Regions from separate parts of the Homo sapiens genome. Here region 1 is linked to region 2. A link is a loop called in an ENCODE intact Hi-C map of the cell type or tissue named here. Cell type or tissue: Caco-2. All regions are shown on one strand. Links, peaks and the distances in the headings refer to the core of each region. The heading gives the core; the rest is flanking DNA. Region 1 overlaps ATP10B (ATPase phospholipid transporting 10B (putative)). Region 2 has its middle 15 kb from the start of LINC02159.

The links. A loop is a pair of places that touch in the nucleus more often than their neighbours do. Peaks named below come from ENCODE experiments on the same cell type or tissue, not always from the same donor. Only the 100,000 strongest peaks of a DNase experiment are listed, where the experiment ranks them.
Region 1: it touches region 2 in a loop (5-fold over the local background); 2 of 110 quality-filtered maps call a loop at or near these places.

What each region holds. Positions count from the first base shown.
Region 1 is chr5:160,798,537-160,809,584 of GRCh38, forward strand. The region is part of intron 1 of ATP10B (ATPase phospholipid transporting 10B (putative)); the gene reads right to left. Among named protein-coding and RNA genes, the nearest start is that of ATP10B, 48 kb to the right of the region's middle. In Caco-2, for the core only: a CTCF peak has its summit at 4,214; a DNase peak (open chromatin) is centred at 4,245.
Region 2 is chr5:160,917,698-160,928,745 of GRCh38, forward strand. It overlaps a transcript of ATP10B not described here. Among named protein-coding and RNA genes, the nearest start is that of LINC02159, 15 kb to the right of the region's middle. RefSeq lists an enhancer at 10,953-11,048. In Caco-2, for the core only: no CTCF peak of the experiment used is centred there; DNase peaks (open chromatin) are centred at 6,394 and 6,844.

The DNA of each region.
Region 1 (11,048 bases), core at 2,958-5,457, 120 kb before region 2:
ATCACCAGAAGCTAAGTAGCAGCAAGAAAGGCTCCTCTCTCCTAGACCCTTCGAAGAGAGAATGGCCCGGCTGACTCTGATTTCAGACTTCTAACTGCCAGAACTGTGAACAAATACATTTCTGTTGCTTAAAGCCACAAAATGTGGTGATGTGTCATGGCAGCCCTAGGAAACTAATACATGGGTCAAGGAAAAGACTTTTTCTCTATTTTTTTTTTTTTTTTTTTTTTTTGAGGCAAAGGCTTACTCTGTCACCCAGGCTGGAGTCCAATGGTATGATCTCAGCTCACTGCAACCTCTGCCTCCCGGGTTTCAAGCAATTCTTGTGCCTCAGCCTCCCAAGTAGCTGTGATTGCAGGGATGTGCTACCATGCCCAGCTAATTTTTGTACTTTTATTCGAGATGGGGTTTCACCATGTTAGCCAGGCTGGTCTTGAACTCCTGACCTCAGATGATCCACCTGCCCGGCTTCCCAAAGTACTGGGATTACAGGCCTAAGCCACCACGCCCAGCCATGAAAAGACTGTTTCATCGTTAGTGAAATGGAAATCCATCACAGGGTGATAGGCTGTATCAAAAGCTGATTTTTTTTTTCAGGTTTGTGTTTTAAAAATGTGTCTCAAATGAGTAAAAAGAAGTCCTCGGACTCAGAACACTTCCCCACATCTTTCCAAGGCTACAATGTCTGTGCCATTTGCAGTGTCCTCCACCATGTAACTGCCCTCTGAGCAGGGACAACGTGGCACACTGGGAGATTAGTCATCTGATTTAACCGTCTCCACCATCAACCACTTGAGGTTTCAAAACATGTCCCTTCTATTTTTAAGCAAGCAGCAGTCTACTTCTGCATTATAAATTTAGTTCCCTTTTCCCCAGATACCTGGTGACGCCATGTGTTGTCCCTTGTCCTCCTCCTTCTAGCCCTCTTCAGTTCTAATGGAAAACATTACACAGTTCAAAGTCACTGTTAATTAATGCTGATGTTTGCTTTGCTGACATTGGTATGAAAAGTGCTTATTTGAGGGCGAGAGAGCATGTTTCTTCTAATTCTCAACACCACTTCAGTATGAACTTAAAAATCAATGGATGACTGGATTCAGATGAACATTTACAGTCTGAATTTTGCCATTCATGAATGCTAGCACCTGACACTTGGGGAAAAACAGGTAACTTAGGAGGAAGAATGGCCAAATGGGGAAATAGGGTAGAAGCTAGAAGGTTCTGGAGTGCACAGCTTTCTGCAGCCTGGCAGCATTTAGAGTTCTCAGCGTATTAGAGTTCTGGAGAAAATAATTTTCCTTCTTCCTTAAAATTGATGGATTCACTCATAGTTCTCATCCATTCAAGATGAAAAGTTTCCTGATTAGGAATTTGAACCTCAGTCTTTACCAGTTGTAACAAGGAATTTTGAGTTGGAGCACTCAGTGCCAGTTACTGAACCAAATGTTGCATATTCTTCATATCATTTAAGAAGGAAAATGGGCACCATTGGAGTTACAAGTCTGCAAGCTAAGGAACACCAAGGGTAGCCGGCCATCACCAGAAGCTAAGCAGCAGCAAGAAAGGCTGTCATTTATTGAGTGTCATAATCTTGGCTGGTACTTCATATACATTATTTTATATAATTCTGTCATTTCAGGGTAGTAAAGTATGAACTTGGAGTCCACACCTCGGTTTAAATCCTGGTTCTGCAACTTAGTAGCTAAACAACTTCGATTAGTTGCTTAATCTCTCTAAGCCTCAGTTTCCTCATCTATAAAATGGAAATAATAAAAATGTCAATCTTATTAAAATTAAATGAAATCCTGTAATACTGTCTGGCTTATAATGATGATTACAAGAATCATAATGATAATAGTAATAATTACTGTAGCATTTACTAAGTGCAAAGAGTTTACAAATGTGACCATTGAAAAGCAGAGAAGTCAGAAACTTGTCCTTTGTTAAACAGCTAAAGTGTGGTATAGGTGGAATTTGATCCATTAACGTTAGCCATTGTTAGGGTTATAATCTGGAGTTCTAACTACAGTGTTTTGTACAAAGTGCATGCTGAATAAATATTTGCAGACTGATAAATTATAGGCAGTATATTCTTGCCAGGGGAGAATCTTGGATCTTGTTTAATAGTCTCCACTTATATGGGATTTGGCTAATATAATTGGTTTCTTTCTTCACTGGATTCCACAGAGATAGGCCATTCCCCTTTGCTTCTCAGTGTTTGCTGAGTCTGAGCAGAAAGTATTTTCTAGCTGTGATTTGGGAAGAATGACATCAGCTTAAGAAACACATTTAAAACATCCATACTTCAAGGCTGAGGTATAGGCCTACTCTTCCAGGAAGCTTTGAAATTTCCCTTTCATTTGAAGCCCTGCAGGGCCCTTCCACCCAGGTCTTTCTTTTGCTTCTTATTAAATAGGTTTGTAATGTACTGTTTGCTGGCTCTTGGTCCCTTTGACATGCTGTAGAATCCTTGCCAGCCCTCAAAATCTCCTAGAGTTATTTTCAGGAGCTCTTTGTGGAGTTTCACATACACTGATGCAACTTTGGCCTCCTCCTTGATATCTGTGGCCCAGGAATCCACTAACGATGTATTCATCCAACATTCCAGCTGCCAGGGTCCTCTGTGAACACTGATTCTCTGTCCACGAAGCTTCCAAAGACACAAACCCTACTGGGGCTAAAATGACGCTACTTTATAGAAATACTGCAGATACTGTCCCTCTCTGCAACTTATTGTTCCACTCTGTCTTATTGATCCTGCAGTGCCTTTACTTATGCTCATCTCTCACGAAGTCCTCCAGGTAAACAGCTCCATTAGCCTCTCCTTGTATCACCTATCACCTTCAGCCTCAGACTACAGCCAGGCTGAGTGACTGGGAGATGTCTGATTTTTCCTTTGCAGCTCTTACTACAAAATGGCAATCACATATTTATTTTGTGCAAATTCCATCTAATGTCTATCTTTCCAATTAGAGGGCAAACTCCATGAGGGAATGGATTGAATATGCTTTATCATTCCTATATCCAGAGTAGCACAGTCTTGAACATAGCAGTGCTTAATAAAAATGTATTAAATGCATGACTACTTTGTTCTTCTGAACCCATTCTCCCCCAAATCAGGTATCCAGGTAAAGACGACAGGAGTTCTAACTCAAATCAATGCCTAGGAAGAGCTCAACCACTCACCTGGACCTCTAGCAATATACAGGCCAAGCCCAAGTTCACCAGTTAATGAGACAGAATCGAAACCTGGATTCCAAGTTCAGGCTTTGAGCTTAGTTAAAAGAGGTTTACGTGATCCTTCCCACACGGTTCTTCGAAACAGATTGGGAAGCTCTGGAGGTGGGAACAATGCCTTCTTCATCTTAGCATCTCCCACCTCATCTAGCATAATGCCTAGCAAAGAAGATCTTCCCAAGAAATATTTATCGGATGCAGGCAGCAAACATGATGGTCAAGATGAACGTTTGCCAGCATAGTAGAGTTCCCATTGATCTGCTGCAGTCTTCCAGCTGTGTCTGTAGAGGTGTTGGTTGAGACGTTGAAGGGATTTCTGCGACAACTTTTCCCTTCAGATTGCCTCTCTGGAAATGGTTAATACCAGTTCACATTAGGTGCGGAGAAACAATTTCCTAAAAATATAGATGGGGCATAAAAGCCTAACATAAGCTGAGGAAGATGACCACCTCATGACTGCCTTCTTCCACAGTAGTCAACGGGATGGGCTAAGGGCTTCCTGATTTGTCCCAATTTGTAAAGAATTTGTAAGCTGACATTACCTGAGGAAAAAATCAAGAACACGCCTAACTTAAAACCATTGCCTGTTTTCAAGCCAACCTATATCAGTGGTTCTCAACTGGAAGCAATTTTGTCCCCCAGAGGACATTTGGCAATGTCTAGAGGCATTTTTGGTTGTCGCACCTGGGGAAGTCTACCGATATCTAGATGAGACAATGCCTGCGATATTGTTAAACATCTATGGTGAATGCACAGAACATTTCCCACCAGTCATCTCCCCAACAAAACATCAGTAGAACTGAAGGGGAGAAACCCTGACTTAGACAAGTTCAAAATGCATGGTAAGGGACACTGCTAAGTTCACATGGAGAGCCTGATACCTACTGCTTAAGGCACTTGAGTTCTTTTCCATTTCTTCCAGCCTAAAGTTAGTTGCTAATGGCTTCAGCCTCCTGAATGTGGAGACTGTACATTAGGGGGCAGCTTGGTTTCAGACTTGCAACCGCTGCTGTGTCAGGATTCAAAGTATCAGAGTGTGTGTGGGGATGCTTTTGTCTGGCTTCTTCTCATCTTTCTCTTGCTGAGCTCAAGTGGGAGGTTTCTCTTCAGTTTCACGATTCTTCATCCCCCATCCCCATTCCAGAAAAAGGCAGGAGGGGAGATAATTGGGGGACAACATAAGGTTGTCAGCTGCTTGCTCAGAAGGAAGGAGTTACTTCCAGCTGAACTCACTCTCCTGCACATGCTCCCTGGGCAGACTTTTGCTATCATGGGCTTTCTCCGTGACATGCTCCTGTTCAAAAGGCTTCTGTTGGCTCACTTGGCATGGTGGGCTTGGAACCAGCTGACCTGGGCTTGACTAGCTATATAACTTTAGATCTCTAAACCTCAGTTTTTTTCCTTTTTGTTGAAGGAGGATGTTGTCATCAACTGTTTAGGTTGTGCTATATGGATTAAGAAACCACACTATCACTGCTGTTGACCACTACCCCAGTTAACATTGCCATGAAGATTATCACGTACCAGGAACTGTGCTAAATGCTTTACACATTATTTGATTTAAGCTTCATTGTAACCTACTTTTTAGAGGCATCAACTGAGGCATAGGAAGAGGCTACTTGGGCCAGGCACGGCGGCTCACACCTGTAATCCCAGCACTTTGGGAGGCTGAGGAGGGCAGATCACAAGGTCAGGAGTTCAAGACCAGCTTGGCCAACATGGTGAAACCCCGTCCCTACTAAAAATACAAAAATTAGCCGGGCGTGGTGGTGCATGCCTGTAATCCCAGCTTCTTGGGAGCCTGAGGCAGGAGAATCATTGGAACCCCGGAGGTGGAGGTTGCAGTGAGCCAAGATCATACCACTGTACTCCAGCCTGGGTGACAGAGCAAGACTCCATCTCAAAAAAATAAAATAAATAAAAAGAGGTTACTTGTTCAAGGTCACATAGCTTGTACTTGGTAGAATAATTTAAACCTGGTGGTCCTACCACTAAACTCTCCTTAATTAATACTGAGAAAGAGCTCTGGATAATGTGAGGTGCTATGCAATCTCAGAATCTTTTCCCCATGATTTATATTTGTTATTTATTTAACTGGTATTTATTGAGTGCCTCTTAGATGTCAGAGACTATGCTAGAGGAGGTCAACACAGATTTTTTTTTTCAACGTTGCCCCTGTAGGATTCATGGGGAGGCAGAAATCAAATTTCTGACTCCAGTTCCTGACTGGAACTGGAGTTACTGTGCCCTGATGTCCTCCTGTGTTCCAGAGCAGATTCAGTGCAAAAATACAAAACAAAAACAAAACTAAGTCAAATGTCCTACCCTTGCACCCATACATAGAGATAAGCAGATCTATTTGGCCAAATAGCTACTTCTATAAGGGATGAGGGTTGTGTGTTGTGTAGTCATCACTTCCTTAGGAAACATTTTTCATCTTTGTCAAAGTCCCCTTTTTGCAGTCTTATTGTAGTATGCACTTCTCCTTCTCAGCAGTTGTCTGGTCTCAATTGTATACTCATATGTGTGTATGTGATAAATAGATGAACTATGTTGTACTGTTTTGTTCATCATTTGTTCCTCAGTGTCTACTTCTGGGGTGGAATATAGAGAGTGTTCTATAAATATCTAATAAATGAACTTGAGTTCATACTATGTGTCAGCTCCTGTGCTAGGATCTTCACGTGCATTATCTTACATGTGAGAATGGATGAGTACTGACATTTTCCAGAGGGGGAAAACAGGCTTATGAGCCCATAGTCATATAGCTGGTAAATTAGGATTCTAACCCAGGTTCATATAGATCCAAAGACCCATGTCCCTTTAGTATCAAACTAGACTGGAGTTTGAAAACTACACATTTGCAAATTTGCAATCATCTTGCAGAGAGTATGATCACAGTGGGGACTGTGAGCTCCAGATTCAGTCATTTTGAGTTCAAATCTTGGTTCCATTACTTCACAACTGTTGGACCTTGGGATATGTGTGCATCTTATGACTCACTTTTCCTTATAAATAAAATAGAAATAAAAAACAGTAGCACCTCATGATGTTATTGTGAAGGCTAGTTGGATTACAGCTGTCCCTGCATATATGCAAGAGATTGGTTTCAGTAACCCCCCACCACCAAAATCCATTCATACCAAAGTCCTGCTGTCAGTATTGCAGAATTATGTGTACCAAAAAATGGCCTTCCAGATACATGGGTTCCCTCAAATATTGTATTTTCAATTTGTATTTGGCCAAAAAAAAGCTGTGCATACATGGACCCGTGCAGCTCAAACCTGTGCTATTCAAGGGTCAACTAAATTTGTGACGTGTTTAGAATAGTGCTTGGCACATTGTATGTGTCTATATATTACATGTGTTTGCTTTTATTCTCCTTGTTGGAGAAAGAAGAGCTTTAAAGACTATATATCATTGTTTATGTATCATTTTTAGGATTCTGCACATGAAGTATACTAATCTGATAAGAAATGTTGAAATTTATGTGCTGATGACAAAAATAATTTAGCAGTAATTAATAATAATGTGTGTCTCCTGCATGGCAGCTCCTCAGCGTATCCACATTAAACAATCACTTGTATTTAACAACATCTTGTTAAATTTAATTGTCTTGTTAAATCTGAATTAAGTGTGTCTTAAAGAAGCTATTTAGATCATCACTGAGGTTTTAAGCTGTCTGCTCATTTTAGAAATTGAACCAGAGCTGCCCAGAATGCTGTTAATTTCAGGTTTGGCACACGCATGTGGACATTTCTGGGTTACTACACTAACTGGGTCACGCTCACCTGGAAGGGCCACCAAGACTAACCCACATTCTCCAGAGCCAGAAACCTGTCTCGCCGCCTGCCTGCCAGGGCCCCAGGTACAGTGAAATGTGAGGCACTTAAGAGCATTTACACGGTGTGGGCAGTGGCCCCTAGTGCCCCAGAGGCTCTTGTTATCTTGTCTGTGTTTGACTGCTGTTTATGTGTGTGAGCAGCCGGCTCCAGATTTAGGGTGGAGAGGGTATTAGTCAGGGTTCTCCAGAGAAACAGAACCAAGAAGATATGTATGTGTGTGCATATTTATATTTACTATAAGGAATCGGCTCACACAATGATGGAGGCCAAGAGGTCCTGCAATCTGTCATCTGCAAGCTGGAGATGGGGGAAAGCCAGTGGTTCCAAGCCCTAAGGCCTCAGAACCAGCAGAACCAATAATGTACATCCTAGTCCAAGGGCAGGAGACCCATGGCCTAGCTCAAGGCATCAGGCAGAGAGAGTGAGTTCTCCCTTCCTCCACTTTTGTGTTCTCTTTTGGTCCTCAACAGATTGTATAAAGCCCACCCACACTGGGGACAGCCATCTGCTTTACTCTGTCCACCAGTTCAAATGTTAATCTCTTCTGGAAACACTCTCACAGATACACCCAGAAATCATGTTTAACCGGATACCTGGGCATCCTGTAGTCTAGTCAAATTGATACATAAAATTAACCATCACAGAGGGATTCCATGTAAAGAGAGTTGCCAGTCCAATTACACTCCCCTGACCCAGATAAAGGTCAACTGTGTTCCTGACACAGATCAAGGTAAGCAGGCAATCAGCATAACATCTGAAAAACAAGCTAGCAGGCTGAGTTTTGGAGGGCAGACAGATCCTGCCATCTTTCCTTCATAAGAAAACACACACATAAGGTTATCCCCCAGAACCTAGGGAATAAGGTTCAGACAACAAAAATGCAAGCTGAGAGTGGGGTTTCTTTTTACCGCTGTTTGTCTTTCAGAACTTTGGCGAAGAGGTCTTGGGAAGATGATCTTTATTGTCTAAGGAAGGGGGGGATAATGATGATAGGAACAACAACAATGATTAACATGGACTGAACTCTTAGCATGTGCTAGGCGTTTGACTAATATGTTTTTAATCCACTCAACAACCCTATTTACACAGATGCTATTTTTATTCCCATTTTATAGTTGAGGTAATTGAGAGGACAGAGTTTGAGTAACTTATTCAAGGTCACTTATCTGTAAATGGCAGAGTAAAGACTTAATCTTGGGAAATATGTATTCTTGACCAATATGCCATCCTGCCTTCTAGAATTCACCATCTTTTGCAGATGTTTATGGCAACAGAGCACTTTGTCACCCTCCAGTTACTGTAGGGAAATTTCCTTCATGTAGGAGGTCAACAGAGTGCAAATGAAATTAGCCTCATTTTCAAGAAAAGAAAAGACAAACGGGGAAGAAAAAGTACAGAGATGCACAGCTCAACCCAGTAAAGAGAGAATCTAGCAATAAATTAGAACCATGGTAGAAAACGATACATATACCTGTTAAAAAGGAATGAACAGTTCTGTTCCACCAATATGGAAATTACAAGGGAGAAATCAAGGGGCAGAAATGTATCTATAGTTGCTCGTATTGTGTTGCAAAAATAAAATTTACATGTATGTTTATAAATGCATGAAGTTTGCTGGTAAGAGTGATTGTCTCTGGTAAGGGAAACTATTTGGTGAGGGGCAAGGAAGGAGGGAAACTTAATTTTCACTGTAAACCATTTTTTTTGGCTTTTAAGTATTGTGCCATATGCCTAGATTACCTATTCAAAATGGACTTTTTAAGTTAGAGCTGAGAAAGAGAATGGGCTGTGCTTTGAGATGCTGAGCACACAGAGAATATTTAGACAGTGAGGATACCTTATCAGAGATGTTGTAAAGAATACTTTGATAACTCAGCACTCAACAATTGGATACTTTTTTTAAGCACATGTGTAACAGATTTTATAAAGCTATAATAATTAAACACAATGTATTAACTCAAGGGTAGACAAACAGTCCAATGAAATAGAATGGAAAATTGAGAAACTGATGGAGGAAGGATGGACCTCCATAGTGATAAATAGCATTAGGATAACTGAACACTCTCTGTATCCATATGATAAAAACAGAACTATTTGATCATACAATATATAATATTCTAGATGAATTCTTTTTAAATGTGATAATGTTGAATTTAATCTGAATGCTGTATTCCCTAAAATGCAGCGATAGCAGAGAAATCTCTTTATGCTTCTAAGTTTCTAGAACTGACCAACTACAATGGGCTACCCTGCTCTCACATGTTCCTACATATGGCTGACTTCTACCTTTCTCAGTGAATATGACTCCTTTTTGTACCTGCCTTTAAAAAGCCCCAAGTCCCCTGGTCTTTTACTTGAGATGCTTCTCATTAATGAATGCTATCTCTACTATAATAGCTTGAATAAAATAATCTCCATTGTCAAAAAACAGACGGGAGAGAGTTCTAAAGAAACATACTCAAAGTCAATATGAACACCTTGACTGGATCTTTATTCCATTAAAAAATCTGTAAAAGACACACTTGGAAAAGTGGAGAAGTTTAAATATGGACTGAATATTAGAATGCGTTGAATTATGGTAAATCTTCTAAGGTGTGACAATAAAATTGTGTTTGTGTAAGAAAAAAAGAAGACTTTGGAGAAAAGATTGGGGCTTCGAAACTTTCTAATGAATTTGCGATTTTATTATTCTGATATCCCCGGAAATGGTGATTGTAGCATATTCCCTATGAGGACAATACTTTGAGCATGGCAAGTTGTCTCTGAGAGTTATCAGAGGATCCTATACCATGAGCATGGCTTTGGTGACTTCAAAACTTTTGTGGACAAATTTGACTTTGTGTGTTCTGTTTTTGCTAATCATTTATCCTTCAAAAGGCTGAAGAATCTATATCATCACCTCTCCTCCACTTCCTAATTATCATTCCATTTAATCAGTTTTAAATAAACCTTTCCCTACCTTAACTGGATTGGCCACATTATTCTCTCTCCCTGGAATGTTCTGCCCCAAACTCTTGGTATGACTGGATCTTTCTTATCCTTCCCATTCAACCCAAATTAGCCATTTACAGGAAGATTTTCTGTTACCATTTTATCTAGGCAGATCCTCCATTGTTCTCTAATACACTGCCTCATTTCTTATTGATAAAGAAATGTATGCTCACTTTCTAGGGCTGCCATAACAAAGTGCCCCAAAACAAGTGACTTAAAGAGAATACATCTATTGTCTCAGTTCTGGAGGCTCGAAGTCTGAAATCAAGGTGATGGTAGGATCGGTTCCTTCTGGGGGCTGTGAGGAAGCATCTGTTCCATGCTTCTTCCCTGGTTGCTGGTGGTTTGCTGGCAGTCTCTAGTATTCCTTGGCTTGTGGAAGCATCACCCCAATATCTGCTTTCATGTTTACATGGTGTTCTACGTGTGTTCCTGTCTCTGTATCCAAATTCCCCATTTTTACAAGGACACCAAGTGTATTAGATTAATTTTAAAATTTTTCTCTAATTCGGGTTAATTTTTACTGTGAAGGCTACATAGTAAAAATTTTAGGCTTTATAGGCACTAGTTGTTCTCTGTAGCTTGTTTTACTTCTTCTAAACAAATCTTTAAAAATAAGAGAAAAATTCTTAGCCTGTAGGCCATTTAAAAACAGACTCTGCTGGCCAAAATGGGCATGGGAGTAGCAGTTGCTGATCCCTGCTCTAAACTGATGGTTTTTGTTATCATTTTATTTCATATTATCCATCTATGGCCACTAGAAAGATAGATGACCAAGTTTAAAAAAATTTTTTTTCTACTTGACACGTAATAATTATATATATTTCTGGTGTGCATAGTGATGTTGCAATACATATGCAATACATATGGTGATGAGATCAGGGTAATCAGCATATCCATCATCTCAAACATTTATCATTTCTATGTGTTGGGAACATTCAATATCCTCTTTCTAGCTATTTGAAACTGTATAAT
Region 2 (11,048 bases), core at 5,086-7,585:
ATTCAGGTGAGACATATTCTTGCAGACAGAACATGTCTGGGGATGTCAGACCTATTTACAAGCCACAACTCTGCTGGCGTCCCTGCCACCTACCCTCCCTTCCAGGTTTGCTGTCATGGTCCTTTGCTGCCTCAGCAGTTGTTAGCTGCAGCTGGCTGAGTGTTCCAAGGAGCAAGCTTTCGGGGAGCTGTGACCTGATTTAAGCAGTGAAGGGGACACTGTGGAGCAGGGTGAGGACCAGCAGCCACAGCTCTTCCAGGCAAGTCCCTGAGATGCTAAAGGGCTGCTCAAGGTTTATCTGCACAGTCAGCTGAGGAACATCCTCATAGGACCACAGTGAGGAAGGAGAGCTGCGTGTTCTCATTCTGTCTACTCTCCCTACTCTCCCTTTTCACACTGAGGGCCCTAATAGGGATGCAGATGATCAAGCAGTCATTGTCAGTGAGCACCTATGGGGTGCCAGACACTATGTTAGGTGCTAAGGGAAAGTGGAGATAGAGCAGGTCCCCATGAAGCTTTCAGCATAAAGGGGGAGGCAAACTTAGACCAAATGAGTATACTGGTTATAATTAGAAGTGGCAATAAACTATATCAAGAAGTGGTAATAAACTACAGAGCTAGAAGAACACATAAACAGGGGGCTTGATTGAGTCTAGGGACGTGGGCAGGGAAGGCTTCCGTGTGGCAATCACAGAATTTATCTGAGCTCTGAAGGGTTAAAATCAGCAGGAGAGGTAGGAAGAGCATCTGAATGGAGAGAACAGCGAGTATAAAAATCTTAAGGCTAGATAGACCATGATATTCACCATGATATTCACCATGATATTCACCATGAAATACCAGTGATACATCATACACATACCTGCACACACACATAAATCCTACTTACTCAGCACTTTCCATACTACACACTTCACATTTTCTCATTTCCCTTTCTTTAAGATGTTGGAGAGGCAGACACAAACAATGGAAAAGTGAAGAGAGAGGTTGGGTTGGATCATCACGGGGACAAAAGGGAGGTCTGTAACATCTCAGAATGTCCACCAGCCAAGGGAAATTTATGGAGTAGATAAACCTTGCTCAGAGGAGGATTTCCTAGGTAAAGGGAGAGAAGCATAAGATGACAATCTTAGGCAAGGAGGCACAACTTAAGTGAAAGCTTAGAGGTAGAAAATGACCTAGTACCTGTATAGGCAGCTACCAGCATTTTAGTGTTACTATGAGGGACAGTACAAAGCAGGGAGTGGGCCGGGCGCGGTGGCTCACGCCTGTAATCCCAGCACTTTGGGAGGCCGAGATGGGCGGATCACGAGGTCAGGAGATCAAGACCATCCTGGCTAACACGGTGAAACCCCGTCTCTACTAAAAATACAAAAATTAGCCGGGCATGGTGGCGCGCACCTGTAGTCCCAGCTACACGGGAGGCTGAGGCAGGAGAATGGCGTGAACCCGGGAGGCGGAGCTTGCAGTGAGTCGAGATCGCGCCACTGCACTCCAGCCTGGGCGACAGAGCGAAACTCCGTCTCAAAAAAAAAAAAAAAAAAAAAAGCAGGGAGTGGAAGATCAGGCAGGAAACCCTTGCATGGCATCCCTGTACACATTTATTCTTTCCATGAATATTTACTGGGGCATCTGCTTTGTACTAGGCCCTAAGGCTATGATACTGTGCAAAATCAGACTTGGCCCATAGTCTTGGAACCAGGACTCACACAAAGCAAGTACTCAATCCAGTGGGAAGGACAACCCAATAATCAAACAAATGGGATTTGGGGAGATGACTGGGAGGAGTCGCTAGCAGCCAACCTTTGTAGACCCTATTAAGAATGTTGGTACTCATTTTCATAGCAGTGAGAAGCTCTTAGAGGATTTTAAGCAGAGTTTTAAACAGGTTCAGATTTGTATTTTGAAAAGATGATTCTGATTGCTGTGGAAGGAGGATATCTATTCTCTGATTAGAAACCCAGCCCCTCTCTGCTGACTGATCTCTGTCATGTCAATGGAAGGGAACCAGGGAATCCACTCTACAGTGGCATCTACCCATGCAGAAATCCCAGTAGCTTCCGCTAGCTCTCTTTACACTTGGCAGCCATCTCGGGTCGCTAACGACGGCGCCTTCCTGACTGCCTCTGAGGCCAACTGCGATGTCTTGGCAACAATTCTATTAATATCAGAGCTAGGAATGAGCCAATGGAAAGCTGTTCATCCATGTAATGAGGTTTCAGTTATATTTTAGAAATGTGTCAGATAATTTGGTAAGAGACAGCAGAGTTTTTCTGTTTGTCAAGAAACAGGGGAGGTAGAACTCGAGTTCCTGAGCTTCAGCTGCAATGTGAAAATTGTCCTCTGTACTGAGATGCTTAAAGCAAAATAAGCAAATGTGAAGGGAAGGTGGCAGTGAGAGGGGCTCAGGACACCTGTGGGTGGCAATGGCAGGGAGAGTGGACACTGAATAGTGGTCAAGCACTTACAGTCGATCGAGCATCTCTGACACCATCTCATGACAGCCCTACGGGGTATGTAGAAGCTGCTCAAAGAAGAATTTGAATCGACATCTTTCTAACTCCAAAGTCTGATTTTGCCATTACTCTGATGTTTTGCTCAATTGCTGGATAAAAAAGGGCTTAATAGGTACATGTTTTGGTGTAGAGTGAAACTTATTTTATATTAGGAAGAAATGGGCTCAAAGCTATTAAATAAGAGCATCTTTCCCACCAAGCTTAGAAGAATCTCAATATTGCATGTTCCGTGTTCTCAGCATTCATGAGCTCTGACATGGTCATTCTGGGCAGCGCTCTCAAGCATGGGACATGCAAGGATCTTTGAAGAAGCACATGGAACTTACATTGAGAATTGAATCACATAGTAACAAAATGGGTCCTGTTTAACCACTTCAATGTTCCCAGATACGTAAGTCAGTGTTTTGCAACATCACTTGCCCTTCACAATCACCTGGTGAGCTTTCATAAACTCCTAGGCTCAAGCCACACCTCAGAGATGCTGATTTAGTTAGTCCCCGCTGCAGTGCTTCTCACACTTCAATGTCATGCAAACCCTTTGGAGAGCTTGGCAAAAATGGAGATTCTGATTCTAAAAACCTTGGTGGGACTTGAGATTCTGCATTTATAACAAGCTTCCAGGTGACGTCAATGCTGGTCAGGGGGCCTCACTTTGAGCAGTTGGAGTCTAGGGCGTAGTCAAAGTTGAGAACCACAGTTTTAAGGATACAGTCTCAGTTTGGTGCTAGTCTTTTTTCTCTCTTTTTAAAGGTTTAATAAATTATTATTAATCAATTATAATGAATTATACATGCAACACAAATCAAATAGTAAGCAGTGAACAAAGACACGACACCCGCTCCCCACCTTCCCCGCTATGGTCCCAGACACTAGAAGCTCATGTCCTCTATCGGATTAAATATTGTCATTCTTCCTCTACAGGATCAAATATTGTCATTCTTCCTCTACAGGATCAAATATTGTCATTCTTTCAGAGGGATCCTTGCATATACAACCATAAATGTACATGTGTATATAACCTTTAAAAAGCCACAAATAGCAGCTTTCTATTCAGCACTTTGTTTTTTTTTTTTTTACTTAATATATCTTAAAGATTGTTTCATAATTGTACATAAAGAACTGCCTCATTCTTTTTTATTGTGGTAAAATATATATAACTTTTACCAGTTTAAACATTTTTAAGTGTACAGTTTGTGGCATTAAACACATTCACAATGTTGTGCAACCATCACTACCATCTATCTCCAGAATGACTATCTTCCCAATCTGAAACTTTGCACTCAATAAATAGGGCTAGTTAATCTCAACTCTCCTTTTACAGGTCTCAGAACCAGAGCTTTCCGCAATGTCTGGCTAGAGTTTATACATGTTGCTCTGTGTTTAATTTTATAGTCACTCTCTGTTTGTGATAAGAAATACTCATTGTCCCATTAAAGTAGTCTTCCTTTTAAACAAACCTAAGTTCCATTGAAATGACAATGTCTTATAGTTATCAGTGAAGGCTGTACCTGGCTGTGCCACAAGATGTGAAAGTTGAACATGAAGGACTCAAACACAGGACATTCCCTTGGCCCTCTGCTGTGTGCCCAAATGACCTTTACCTTCACTCGCAGGAGAGCAAAGATGGCTTCCCTTTTGGGCCTCATGACTTATACCCGCAGGCAGCCTTTTCTAAGTGCTAGAGTTGTTTTCAGACCACAAAGCAGTTCCTCTTTTCTCATCCTTAATGGAATGGCAAAGAAGAATAAAGGCCTAGGCCTCTTACAGGATTTTGTGTCCTCTGATAGAGATGGGGAACACAACCCCAGGCATTTAACAGTAGGTGACATTAAGGAATGTCCCTTCTAGAAAATGACATATTTTCATGCGGGTGGGTGTCTGGCTTGAGAAAAGTCAGAGAAGGATCAGCATCTGACTCATATGAAAGTCTTCATAGCAGAACTCAGCTGAAGGGAAGAGGTAGATTCACTGTGTAGACCAGAGAAAGGGCTCAGGATTGGGAGTCCACAGACCTGGCACTGAGGTCTGGGTTTATCACCAGCTGGTTGAGTGTCTTGTAGCAAGTCACTTTTACCTCTCCAAGCACTGGTTTTCTTCATGTGCAAAATGTAGAGGTGAATATCTTATGAAGATTAAATGTAGTAATATATGGAGGTATTTAGCACTGGGCCTGCCACGTTGTTAGTGCTCAGTAAATAGAAATATTATAGTTTCAGATGATTCACTGAAAAGGAAGTAAAGAATGGAGGAGGATGTGGGCAAAAAGGCAGGTCCGAGGACACTCAGATGGTCACCACCCAGCCAAATTTTCACCTGTGACTACCCAGACTAAGTAGGCAGAGAAATACTGAGATGTCAATAGAAGACAATGTGTCTACAAAGAATTCCAATGACCCAGTACTTAACCTTCTCCCTTATTTTTACTCCTAAGCAAACCAAACAAAAACCAATCTGAAAAACAAATCTGCAATAGACACACACTTGTCTTAGAAGCTGACATACTGATTCAGTGAATATATCTTTGAGCAGCTCCTATGTACTTGGAAGCTGCTCTGGGTGCTGGGGACAGTGACACACAAGATGGAGAAGATCCTTGCACTCTCGGGCTTATATCCTAATGGGGCCCCTCCAAGCCCTTGGTCCAAGGCCCATTCAGCTGTCCCCACATATAGCCCCTGCTTTTTCTCTGAGGGTCCTGAAATGCAATAGTATCTGCTGACTTTTCTGCCCTGCAGAGGAAGGAAATAGGATGGTTTTATTTTCAGAGGTAAGCACAAGTATTTGTTTGGAAGACTTTTCAATTATTAGTAAAGAAAAAAGTTTACACTCATCGATGAAGTGTCTTTCTGTGATGTGGAGAATAGACAGAGCAGAAGAGAAAATGAGCTGTGGCCAGGGCATGAGACAGAAGCTGTGCTTGCCATCGATCGGAAGGCTGGCAAGCAAGGAAGAGCAGGGCAGCTTGACAAGGCTTGAAAACATGTCCTCAGTATTAGCTTCAAAAGGAGACTGTGCACACGAGAAACACTTGTGCATGATCTTGTGGTGGAAGAGGAAGAATTTAACATCAAATCATCCCCCAGTACATGACATTGGCCTGGAGAATGGATTCTGACATCTAAATAACTGGTTTTGAATCCCAGCTCTGCCATTTAATAGGCACTTAACCTTACCAACCTTAGTTTTCTAATCTGTAAACGATGATGACAGTATTTACCTCACGAGGTTGGAGGTTAAGTGAAAAGGTATACATATAGGAATCAGCACGGTGCCCAGGACGCTGTGAAAGTGTTATCATAAATGTGTGCAGAGCTGACCAAAATAAATGCAGTATTATGCAACTGTGGAAAATGCATTTATTCGTGATCACACAGACATTAAAGAGGATGATGTCCAAGCTTTAACTAGATTTTTCTGACTTTACGCACCTTCCTGATAACAGCCAGCTTGCATAAATACCACTTATGAGGAACAAACAGGATTTTCTTGACGTACAGCCACAATGGGACCACTGTTTTGTCTGTGTTTGTAAATGACAGGATACACAAGCTAGTCCTCAAGCCAAGAAGCCAGTTACTGAAATTATCTTATAGCACTGAAACTATACTTTAAGATCTGTGATCAAGTCCCACTTACTATTAAACCAGACTGAACAGAGAACAAGAAAGGAAAGAGAAATTGGAAAAATGCAACAGGATTGGTGTTCAAAAGGATGGGGCTGAGGCGCCTTGGAGAGACCAACACTCTGCCCTCATGTTTACCTATTGGGACATTCCCTTGATGAAAGGGTTGTCTGGGAAAGCCAGGCTGAGTAGTTAAGCAGCTCAACTATGTCTGAATAAGATTAGGCAAAAGAAAAACAAACAGGCTCCACCAGCTAGGCCAGGGCTGCAAGGACTCAGGAAAACAAGTGAGGCAGGTTTGTCCCCATCCCTTGCCAGCAGAACAGGTTTTTCAAGGATAATCTGTAATGTGTTATCAAACTACCTCTGTGAGCCCCATTCAGGCAATAGGAGTTTGGAGCAGCTGAACAGAGTTGAAGGGCATGTGTTTAATCACACAGGGTTGGGGTTAGGCCTCCGTGTTGCCACCTTCAGCTGGGTGCCCCTGGGCCAACTTTGTGTGCTCCTTAAGTTTCAGTTTCCTCTTCCTTAAAATAATGAGGATAATACTGGAATCTACTTTAGAGTGTTGCTGTGTTAGAATTACATGAACTAATTAAGTAAACTTACACATAGTAAATACTCAATAAAAGGTATTAATTATTAACTACTGTTATTACATGGGAAGCACCTGAGAGCCTTGCGTGTTTGGTGCAGACAGCAGAAGGATGACTGCTTTATCGGGGTCATGGTGCAGTGATCGTGTGCTGGGATTGCAGCAGAAGCCAGGGCCCACCTAGTTGGAGAATGATCCAGTAAAATAACTCTAATATCCAACTGGCTATCATGGCTTAAGGACACGAGAAATGGTAATTGTGTTTGACCAGCCCAGCACAGCCCTTGAAACAATTTCTTCTCGTCACTTATCCTAACATTCTAATTCAAGAGATTTTATATCAACAGATTTAAGCCAGCATAAGGAAATGTTATCACAGAGCTGAAAGAGGCCCTCAAAATGGCCAGGTCCAGAGCTCTGTCTTGGGGAACAGTAGCTCCACTGATTGCTTTTAATAAGCAAACTTATTACCTCAAGGCTTGTGTGGTTGCCTGCCCACAGAGAGAATCCTGAAGAGAGGAGAAAGTTCTGGTCAATCTGGTGAAATCCTAGAGACACAACTTAAGTCATTTGCAACAAGACACTTCACTTACCAGGCTAAAGATGACAGGACACCGATAATTACCTAGAAAGTAGATTGGATCTTGAGTATAAACTCCTGTCAAACTAAATTCCCAGTGGAGTTTATGTTTCCTTGAAAGTTTACTAAAATATGACAATGAAGAGGGAAGGCTGTGGATTATAAGAGTTCAAAGTTCTAATCCTGATTCTGGCCATGTGGCCTGCCTATTATTCATTAGTTCCTTACACTTATACAAGATGGGGATGATAGTCCCTATCTCATAAAAGAGTTGAGGGAAAAGTAGCAGCAGCAGCAAACTTTTGAAGTTCATTATGGACCTATCACTATTTAAGCTCGTCATACCTATCGATTTGTATAACTCTGACAATAACCCTAGGGGATGAGTTTATTATCACCCCCGTTTGTAGACGGGGAAACTGAAACAGAGTGGTTGGGAAAATTGCCCAAGGTCACACAGCTAGCAACTGGCAGTGCCAGCCACTGTAAGCCATGATCCAACCCCTTAGTCACTGTGATAAATTGCCTCTTGCATATAAGAGAAATGCTTCTATCAGTGGCAGATACGAAGTAGTAAATACATTTTGACTATCATGCTTATGTTATTAATTCCTCGCATGGGATACAGTAGCTGCAAATTCTCCTAAAAAGTTAAAGAATTTAAAACAGTTTGGTTTCAGCCTTGTAAACAATGTGTACTCTGAGTTAGTTGATTTCATGTTCTCCTTTGGTAAGTTGCATCTTTTTTCTTCTTTATGAAAATATCTGTCATTTTCTTTAAAGGCCATGAAATTAGGAAAATAGGAGTCCTTTTGGAACATTCTTCCTAAATCTTGGTAAACAAGACAAGTGGACAATGGTGAATAAAAGTGCACAGTTTCCAAGTACCTTCATAGGCCTCATCTCATCAGATAACATCCTGTGAAAAGCAGATGCCTGGTAATGTCAACTGATGTATCCATAAGGATTGCCAGGTAATATAGCCCAGTAGAAGGCATTGCACCTGGTGGATGAGAGCACGTGCTCTGAATCAACCAGTTTGCATTCTAATCTGGGTTCTATCACTTACCACCTGGTGACCTTGGAACTTTTAAATCTCACATTTTCAATTTCCAAAAACAGATAGTAGGCATGATAGTAGGCACTGGATAATCTACATGAGATTATCCAAGGAAGACTCTTAAGACTTAGTAAATTCTCAGTAAAAGTTCACTGCTGATATTGCTATTATCTCTATCGTGGCACAAGAAGTTGGAAAAGAATTCCTGGTAATTACCGCCAGGATTCAAGCCCGGGTCTTCAGAAACTTAATGTAATTCTCTTTTCATAATACAACATTGCTTATGGGCCCCTAGCTTCCCAGAAAATTGTTAGGGCTCTGAGTTGGCTTCTAATTCAAAATTTATTCTTTCAAAAAAAGCATTTCCTAAAATCTGCAAATGAAGACTAGCGCAGGGAAATAGAACAAGATAAGGAGAGACTTAAAAACAGGATCACAGGAGCCAACCTGAGGATCAGATATAAAATCAGATGTCTCTTAAATCAAACAGACAGGGCTGGGGCTGACGCCAGAAACGCTTAACACCCATTACAATGAAGAAGACGTAAGTGCAATAAGGGACCCATAAAAACCACCAGCATGTGAAATACTGCCAAACGCTGTGTGGTTGCCAAGGAGGAAGCATCACTAGGCTGGATTCAAATACTTCTCTCTGCAAAGCAAATAGGCTGAGTGTTAATTAAAGCGTGTAAGTTGATTCTTGAGGTAGCTGCCTGGAAAAAGAAATCCTGCCTAGAAGTCACTTCCTCTGATAGATTTCTTTTGGTACTGTGGATTTTCTGCAAGTGAAATTCTCCAAATCAAACACACCTTCCTGTGTATTCGCTGCTCCCCATTGCTTGTGGAGCTGTGTGCTTTTGAGCAAGAGCTGTATTGTGCTGTTTTCTACATCACTGTCACACTAAGTGCTTTGCAAAGGGCTCACATTACCTGTGCATCTCAAAACAACCTCACATGCTATAGAGAACAGTAGTTATTATTCCATTTTACAGAGGGAACAACATAAGAAATGCAGGCACTAAGTGACTTGCCCACAATTGCAGAGAAGAGTACAGCTCATAGAAACACCTTGGATCCCCTGATTCCAAATGTAGGCCTCTTCCCATCTTAAAAATGAATGACACCCAAAACAGAAAGAGATATGCGAGCAAAGTGCACTGGAAATTTAAGTGGGTGGCTTGATAAAGCAGGGTAAAAGGGTGCACTTTCAGCTTTCTGAAATTGTATTGGCATGACAAGTACCCCCACATCTTTAAGATCAATACCATACCTGGCATCTAGAAGGACAAGCTGGGGTGAGTCAGAAATGCTGTCGCTTTTGAAGACTGGTCAGCAGAGCCAGTCTTACCATACCTTGCTGTTTCTTAGGAGACTAAATCCATGTGATGCCATTTAGCCTTTTTATCTTACCCCAAGAATGAAATCAGCTGGTCCCTGAGCACTTAAAAATCCAGGTGTTCTTTACTTCTGTTCTTAAACCAAGATGTTTATCTTCCTGAGGTGGATTGAGCAGAGGTGTTGAATGAGAAAGAGGTAAACTGGTGGTCATGATATCTCCTGTTCCCTTCGATTACTCATTGACTCAGCAAGCATTAGGCAAGCCCCTGCTATTATTAGAGACTCTGCCAAGCCCAGCGGACACAGTAGTGTCTAGGAGGTAGAAGAAAGGTCTCTACACTCATGGGACTTTTGTGCTAATGGGAGAGTTAAAAAATAAATGGGAAGACAAGAATTTCAGATTGTGATAGGCATTATGAAAATAACACAGTGAGGGAGAGGAATTGGGGGCAGTATTTTAGATGCTGTGATCTGGGAAGCTCTCTGTGAAGAGATGGCCTTTGAGCCGAAACCTGATTAAAAATAGGAAGCTAATATTGGGAAAAGCCAAGGAATAAGTGTTCCAGGCAGAGGGAAGACAGAGTGCCAAGGTCCTGAGAAGGAAACAGAGCAACAGCCAGGGCTGCTGGCTCACTATAGGTTGGTGGACCTGATATGAGGTGAGGGTGGGGAGAGGGCCAGATTTAGAGTCATGAGTCCAGTGAACCATGCTTTGGAGGTGAGACTGGCTCGGTGTCCAGCTCTCCTTTCTCAAACACATTTCCTTCCCTTTTTTTATTGACTGCTCTAGAGCTTCAAGAATTAGCTTCACTTCTGAGTTGCACAGTCCCTGTATTCTTAATGGCACAGGCCACATGGGTTACATATTTTTGACAGGGACTCTTAACAGTCTCCAACCCCACAAGAGCGGGCCATTGAGGTCTGAGAGGAAACCAAGCTTTGAATTAGTTATTGAGCATGGTCACTGGGGATTGGGGCCGTCACCTCTGTTCTGCCTGGAGAAAGGCTATTTACAAACCCAAATAGTTCCTCACCAGCCCTGTACACTTTGAAACTGGAAGACTCTTGGTCAAATATGGCCTCATCGACTGAAGTCAAGCACATGGGTTCTGGGATCAGTAAACCCTCATTGGCTCAGTTAACTTCTCGGAGTCTCACCATCCTCATCAGTAATGATAGATAACACCTGCCTCATGGGCTTGTAATAATATATAAAGTGCTTCCCAGTCATGCTTTGCAAATCATAAGGCTTCAATAAGCTCTCACCATTATGATTTTTATTAGGCACCATCATAAAAATCCCAACTCTCTCCCTCTCTTCCCCACACACATTTCT